Regions from separate parts of the Homo sapiens genome. Here region 2 is linked to region 1. A link is a contact called in ENCODE Hi-C data. All regions are on one chromosome and are shown on one strand. The core of a region is the stretch at or near the end of the contact, and the rest is flanking DNA. Distances in the headings are between cores, read along the strand shown. Region 1 holds the start of ZNF322 (zinc finger protein 322). Region 2 has its middle 11 kb from the start of TRW-CCA3-2.

Evidence for each region. A loop is a pair of places that touch in the nucleus more often than their neighbours do. Pooled maps may share reads with other maps.
Region 2: a pooled map shows a loop between it and region 1 (5-fold over the local background). The contact joins the enhancer-like site here to the promoter of ZNF322 in region 1. A Hi-C loop is called at or near these places in 8 of 50 pooled maps.

Annotation. Positions count from the first base shown.
Region 1 is chr6:26,658,372-26,661,314 of GRCh38, forward strand. It overlaps ZNF322 (zinc finger protein 322), which reads right to left and starts at 1,375. Exons shown (of 4, transcript NM_024639.5): 1 at 1,070-1,375; 2 at 187-275. RefSeq lists enhancers at 805-1,305, 1,026-1,075, 1,086-1,275, 1,306-1,806, 1,506-1,565 and 1 more.
Region 2 is chr6:26,340,894-26,343,836 of GRCh38, forward strand. No RefSeq gene overlaps it. Among named protein-coding and RNA genes, the nearest start is that of TRW-CCA3-2, 11 kb to the left of the region's middle. RefSeq lists an enhancer at 1,617-1,756. Within about 2 kb of position 1,563, at least 2 of the 41 ENCODE cell types and tissues checked have a DNase peak (open chromatin) inside an H3K27ac peak, as active enhancers do.

The DNA.
Region 1 (2,943 bases), core at 125-2,624:
GGAGTAGAAAATAGCCTTAAGTTGGTAGGATAGGGCTCAGTTTTATCACTCTGCTATCTTAGGAGCTAAGAAAGGGGCATTCTCTTTTTCCATATATCTTCTCCCATACTTTCCTGTCTTTCACCCTGCCCCACCCCACACCCCCATCCACATTTATACAGAAACAGAGCCTGGTATACCACTTACCGTAACAAGAAAGACTCAAGACCATCTTCCTTTTGGTTTCAAAAGGTCTCTAGTTCAGAACTATTCACAACACTCAATTCTTGCCTCTCCTAGAGGAAAAATCAATAATGTAGACGATGACCTTGTGAAATTTATAATTCATAATTTTTCTAGAGCTGGCCTAGAAAACTGGTCCCATTTCCTCTCCATTCTAGTGAGCATCCTTCAACCATAGCTTACCTCTTCCCATCTTTGCTTACACTGTTTCTCCTGCAGGAAGTACCTGCCACTGGTAGCCATCAGTTCCGACCAGCTCTAGACAAAATGTCAAGAATCTTTCTATTACTAACTGTAACTTCATAACAAAGCCCTAAGCCTCGTTTTTCGTTTGTTTTTTCTCCTTCTGCTAATTGTTTTTGTTTGTATTATCTCAACTCCTAAGATCAAAGACCCATTCGTCTACCACTACAAACCCCAAAGTGCATGTGATAAGTGTATATAATATAAAGTTATCTGTAATTCCATTTTCCAAAAAGAAATGGTTATAGGAAGATTAAACAAACCAGATTTTTCTGCAGATAGATTCAACTGCAACATAACTAATTTCTGCACTGAAGATGAAGCGAAAAATCCATTCAAGGTCCTTTTTTTCCTCGATATATATGAAAGATTATATTGCTTTGAAAAGTGCCTTGCAGTGTTTACTATCTCTAGGAACTACCGTACTAAGGTTCTCTTCTTTCAACTTTTCATTGACCATCTTTCAGTCCTCCGTCCGCCGTCAGCGGAGACCAGACCATGCTCAGTGTCCAGGAACAGGGGCTGCTCCCACTCGACTGTGGCCGTGGGTCTTGGGTCCCACCGCGCACCCATCCCACCCCTGGGCCCCGCAGGCCGCGCTTACCCTGGCAGCCGCCGGCGCCGCCCCTAGGCCTGGGGACAGCACTTCCGGTTACTCTCCGGACACTCGAATCTGGGCTTCCTGGCGGCCGCAGACTCTGCGATAGTAGATCTAAGGGCCAGGCTTCGGGAAGGAAAGAAAAGCGAACCCGGCACGGACAAGACCTAGGAGCAACTCCCTTCGTGCGCCTAGACTAGAGGAGTTGGGGCCAGGCCGCCCACAGAGCGCTTTAACAGAGCGCTTCAAGGGCCCACAAGGCCGGCTACGCAAACCCTTTCAAGCTGGCTGGGAAGAGGCCGGCGCAGCCCCACCCCCGCAAGTCACATGATCACCCCTCTCCGGCCACTAGGGCGTTCCAACCCCGGCCCCTGGGCCAATAGGAGCCGAGTCTTCGGAAAGGGGCGGGGCCCGGGGCGCCTGCGCTCTGGGAGCCCTCGGCGTTTTGGTGGGAGGGGGTCTTGCTGGCGCAGTGGAAGGCCGGCTGCGGGGGGAGGCGATCGCTGCCACCCTGTCTAAGAAGAAACGGCACCAACAGCGTTGCAGTTTATGTTACAGTTTCCCCAAGGCTGTTAACCGAGGACTCAAACCAGGAGTAGAGTCACAAAGATTAGATGCCACTGACCCTGAGAGAAACACCAGGAAAGATCTGGGAGAGATAGAGGATTCTGAAGCACAGTGGCAGCGCTGTCATCCACGAAGATGTGGCCAGCGAGATGGAAGAAATGCTTTTAAAAGTGGTGGACTTGTGTGGGTGGAGAAAACAGCAGCGAGAGAAAGTACTGTGGGAGGTTCCCCAGTCCTTGCTGATTATGTTTCTGATTTGGAATCAGCTAAGAGTAAATCACCTAGTGGTGGGGCTGGAACAGAACTCAGTTCTTTAGGTTGAACACTGGGTATTCTCCCAGCTCAATTGTTAAATTAAAAAAAACAAACCAACAAAAAACAGTTTTTAAATGTCCTCAGCTATCAAAGGGAAAAGATGAGTAGTAGGAATATGGAAAACTAAACCCTGGGCAGCCTGGCCAAGGACTTGGATTGTGAGCCAGTTGCTGAGGTTTAGTAATTGGGGAGCGCAGTCTCTGAGACACGTATTCAGTATTAACTAATCATGTTCCTACTAGTGGAATTCTTCCGCAGAGGGTCTACAGCTTATTCTACTTTCATGTTTATTTTTAATGAAACTTTCAAGGTCAAAATATTCCACTCAGGGTTGTCTTAATATTTTGAATAATAACATTTTGAGTGTGTAGCATGTATCAAACACTGTTCTAATAACTTTACACTATTGTCTCATTCAGTTGTAACAAAAATCGTGTGAGATATGTATTCTTTTAGGAGGAAACTGGTGCACAGAGAGATTAAGTAGCTTGCCCAGGATCACATATTACTGATGAAGCTGTAATGTGAACAGTCTGATGCCAGATTCTGTGCTTGCAGTCACTATACTTATGGCTACCTCAATAGTGGTGAGTGTATTGTGTAAAATTATTGGAATAAAAATTAAGCAAGTTGGATTCTGATCTCTGCACTGCATATAACAAGGTCTGAATATGTGTAGAATTGAACTGTTCAACCTTTTCTTTCAGGATACATTGGCCCAAAGTACTCTTTATTAATTGTTTTATTCAGTTAAACATTTATTGAGCACCTCCAATTAACAGGACACCATAGGCCGGGCACGGTGGCTCACGCCTGTAATGCCAGCACTTTGGAAGGCTGAGGCGGGTGGATCACCTGAGGTCGCGAGTTTGAGACCAGCCTGACCAACATGGTGAAACCCTGTCTCTACTAAAAATACAAAATTAGCCAGGCGTGGTGGCGCATGCCTGTAATCCCAGCTACTTGGGAGGCTGAGACAGGAGAATCGCTTGAACCTG
Region 2 (2,943 bases), core at 313-2,812, 320 kb before region 1:
AAATCATCTTCTAGTTTTTAAAAATTCGTAGATACGTGGACTTTTGGAACATGTTTTCTAAAAGGACCCCAACCACCTTTTTATGGATTCAGTTTTGTGTCCCCCAAAATTCATATGTTGAAATCCTAATCCTAGTACCTCAGAATGTAACCTTATTTGGATATAGCTTTGGGAGGACCTGAGGCAGAGCTGTAGGGTGTAGGGGAAGCTGTGGATGCTTCCTGGTTCCTCTGGGTGTGAATGTGGCTGACGGGTTCAGAGGCTGAGGATACCTCGCCAGGATGCTGAGGAAAGAAGCCAGGATTTTAGTGGTTCTGCACTCAGAAACCAGGGCACAAGAACGCAGAGGCAGATGCCCTAGTGGACAGACGACCAGGGAGGGCCAGCGGTTCTTCTCCATGCGTGGACACAGGAGCGGTCTTCTCTTCATGTCCAAACTGAGATACCATCTGAGGAAAAGGAGAGGCCCAAAATTAATTAATAAAGCCCTGAATTGACTAGGACGAAGACCATTATTGACTCAGGAGTAGCCTGGTTTGACTAAGATGAAGGATATGCCATTAAGCGGGAAGGGGCAGAGGATGGAAATAAAGCTCAGTTTGCATTCATATAAACGTACAGGCGCGCACCATCATGCCCGGCTAATTTTTGTGTTTTTATTGGTCAGGCTGATCTCGAACTCCTGAGCTCGCGATCAGCCCGCCTCGGCCTCCCAAAGTGTTGGGATTACAGGCGTGAGCCACCACGCCTGGCAACGCCTCTAGGAGCAAAACGTGCATTTCAGCTTTTGAGGTTCCCTGCTGTGCACAGCCCTCAGCTTGCCATCTATAGGCCGCTCCATTGACAGGGGTTGAGAGGGTGAGACTTTCTCAGGCCCACGGCACAGGCAGTGATGCATATCCGCCATGAGGGGGCGGCGAAGCCTAGAGAAAGAGAGAGACACCTGAGACGAGTTCGAAGAGGCGGGAGGAGGGAAAAAGCTGGGGCGGGAGGAAAGGGGACGGGCAGGGAGGGATGGAGAGGAAGAGAGAGAAGGAGGGATGGAGAGGAAGAGAGAGAAGGAGGGAGGGAGAGGAAGAGATGATAGAGTGAGGGAACGAGGAGGAGACGAGGAGGACTTGTGGGAGGAAAGAGAGAGCAGAGAAAAGGTGAGGAGTGGGAGGAGGGAGAGGAGAGAGGGAGGAACGGGAAGGAGGAGAAGAGTGGAGTACGAGGGAAAGAAGGAGGAATGAGAGGTGAAAGGAGCAGGGGAGGAGGGAAAGCAAGTTACTGAAGGGGAAAAACAGTTCTCTGGACAGCAGTTAGCGACAGTTGTAGAGTACTTTACATTTTACAGTGTGTCACAGATACTGGCTCATGTTTCCCTCACAGTAACAACCCAATTAAGCGGTAAGCAGTAATTGCTGTCCACGTATTATTTTCAACCTGAAATGTTATTTTTAACAAAACATACTTTATATATGACAAAATAAAGAGAAACATTGGGGCAAGTGTACAGACTAATGAACATTTACTACGTTTTAGTTTAGTGGTTTTTTGTTTTGTTTTGGTTTGGTTTTGACACAGAGTTTCACTCCTGTCACCCAGGCTGAAGTGCAATGGTGCTGTCTTGGCTCACTGTAACCTCTGCCTCCCCAGTTCAAGCGATTCTCGTGCCTCAGCCTCCTAAGTAGCTGGGATTGCAAGCATGCGTCACCATGCCTGGCTAATTTTTTATATTTTTAGTAAAGACAGGGTTTCACCATGTTGGCCAAGTTGGTCTTGAACTCCTGGCCTCAAGTGATCCAGCCACCTCGGTCCCTCAAAGTGCTGGGATTACAGGCATGAGCCACCAAGCCCGGCCTTGTTTTTTGAGACAGAGTCTCAAAAACCAAGGCTCTGTTGCCCAGGCTGGAATGCGGTGACACAATCACAGCTCACTGCAGCTCCAACCTCCCGGGCTCAAGTGGTTCCTCCCACCTCAGCCTCTATAGTAGCTGGGACTACAGGCATGAGCCACCATGTGTGAGCTACATTTCATGGTCTCTTTAAATCCATTTCTATGTTAATTCTCAGATCTCTGAATAGCATGTCACCAAAAAGCATGCTGTCTGAGCATGTCAGAGCTCAGACACAGAGGCAAAGGGACAGAGCAGCACACAAAACTTAACAGAAGTGCGTTCTCAAGGAGTCGGCTTGCTAATGGTACAGAGAGAAAATAAGTAACACGTAATGTCAGATGATGACTTAAATGTTATGGAGAAAAATTAAGCATAGGCATGGAAGTAGGATAAAGAGGGGCAGGGGACAGGGAAGTGGTTAGGGAGGGTTTTAAGCAGCCTTCTCATCTGTCAAATGGGGACAATAGCCCCTACCTGCAGGCAACACACCCTCTTTCCACCAATCATCCTTGGACTCCTCTCAGGGAGTCAGCCGGGACAGTACCCAGGGTAAGTCATCTTACCTCTCCCCTCCAGCAGGTCTCCAATAGGGAAGGAGGGATGGTTACTGTACATGTGCCCTTCACAATTTCAGATCCTTATAACTGGAAGGCTCATTCTAAATGACTAGAAAGAGATCCTGAGGGGGTCTTATTTCCAGCCCCTCCAAACAAATTTCAGATCAGAATACCATGCTAGTCTTCAACTTCTTAGCAGAAAGGGAAGTTATAAGGTCTCCCAGGGAAAAGCACAGATTTATCAGCAGCAGGTTACCTATTTGGGGTCCCTCCTAGAAGGAGAACAACGTTTGTTCCAAGACAGATGGGAGGTAATATGCCAACTATAAGCACCAGGGACCCAGAAGCAACTCTGAGAGTTCCTGGGAATGGCCTGGTTCTGCCACCTCTGGATTCCTAATTTTGGCCTCATTGCCCACCCCTCATATAAACAATCAAAAGGAAAGGACATGGGCCCTTTTAAATGGATGGTAGAATGCAACCAAGCAGTCCAAGTGGTTAAGACC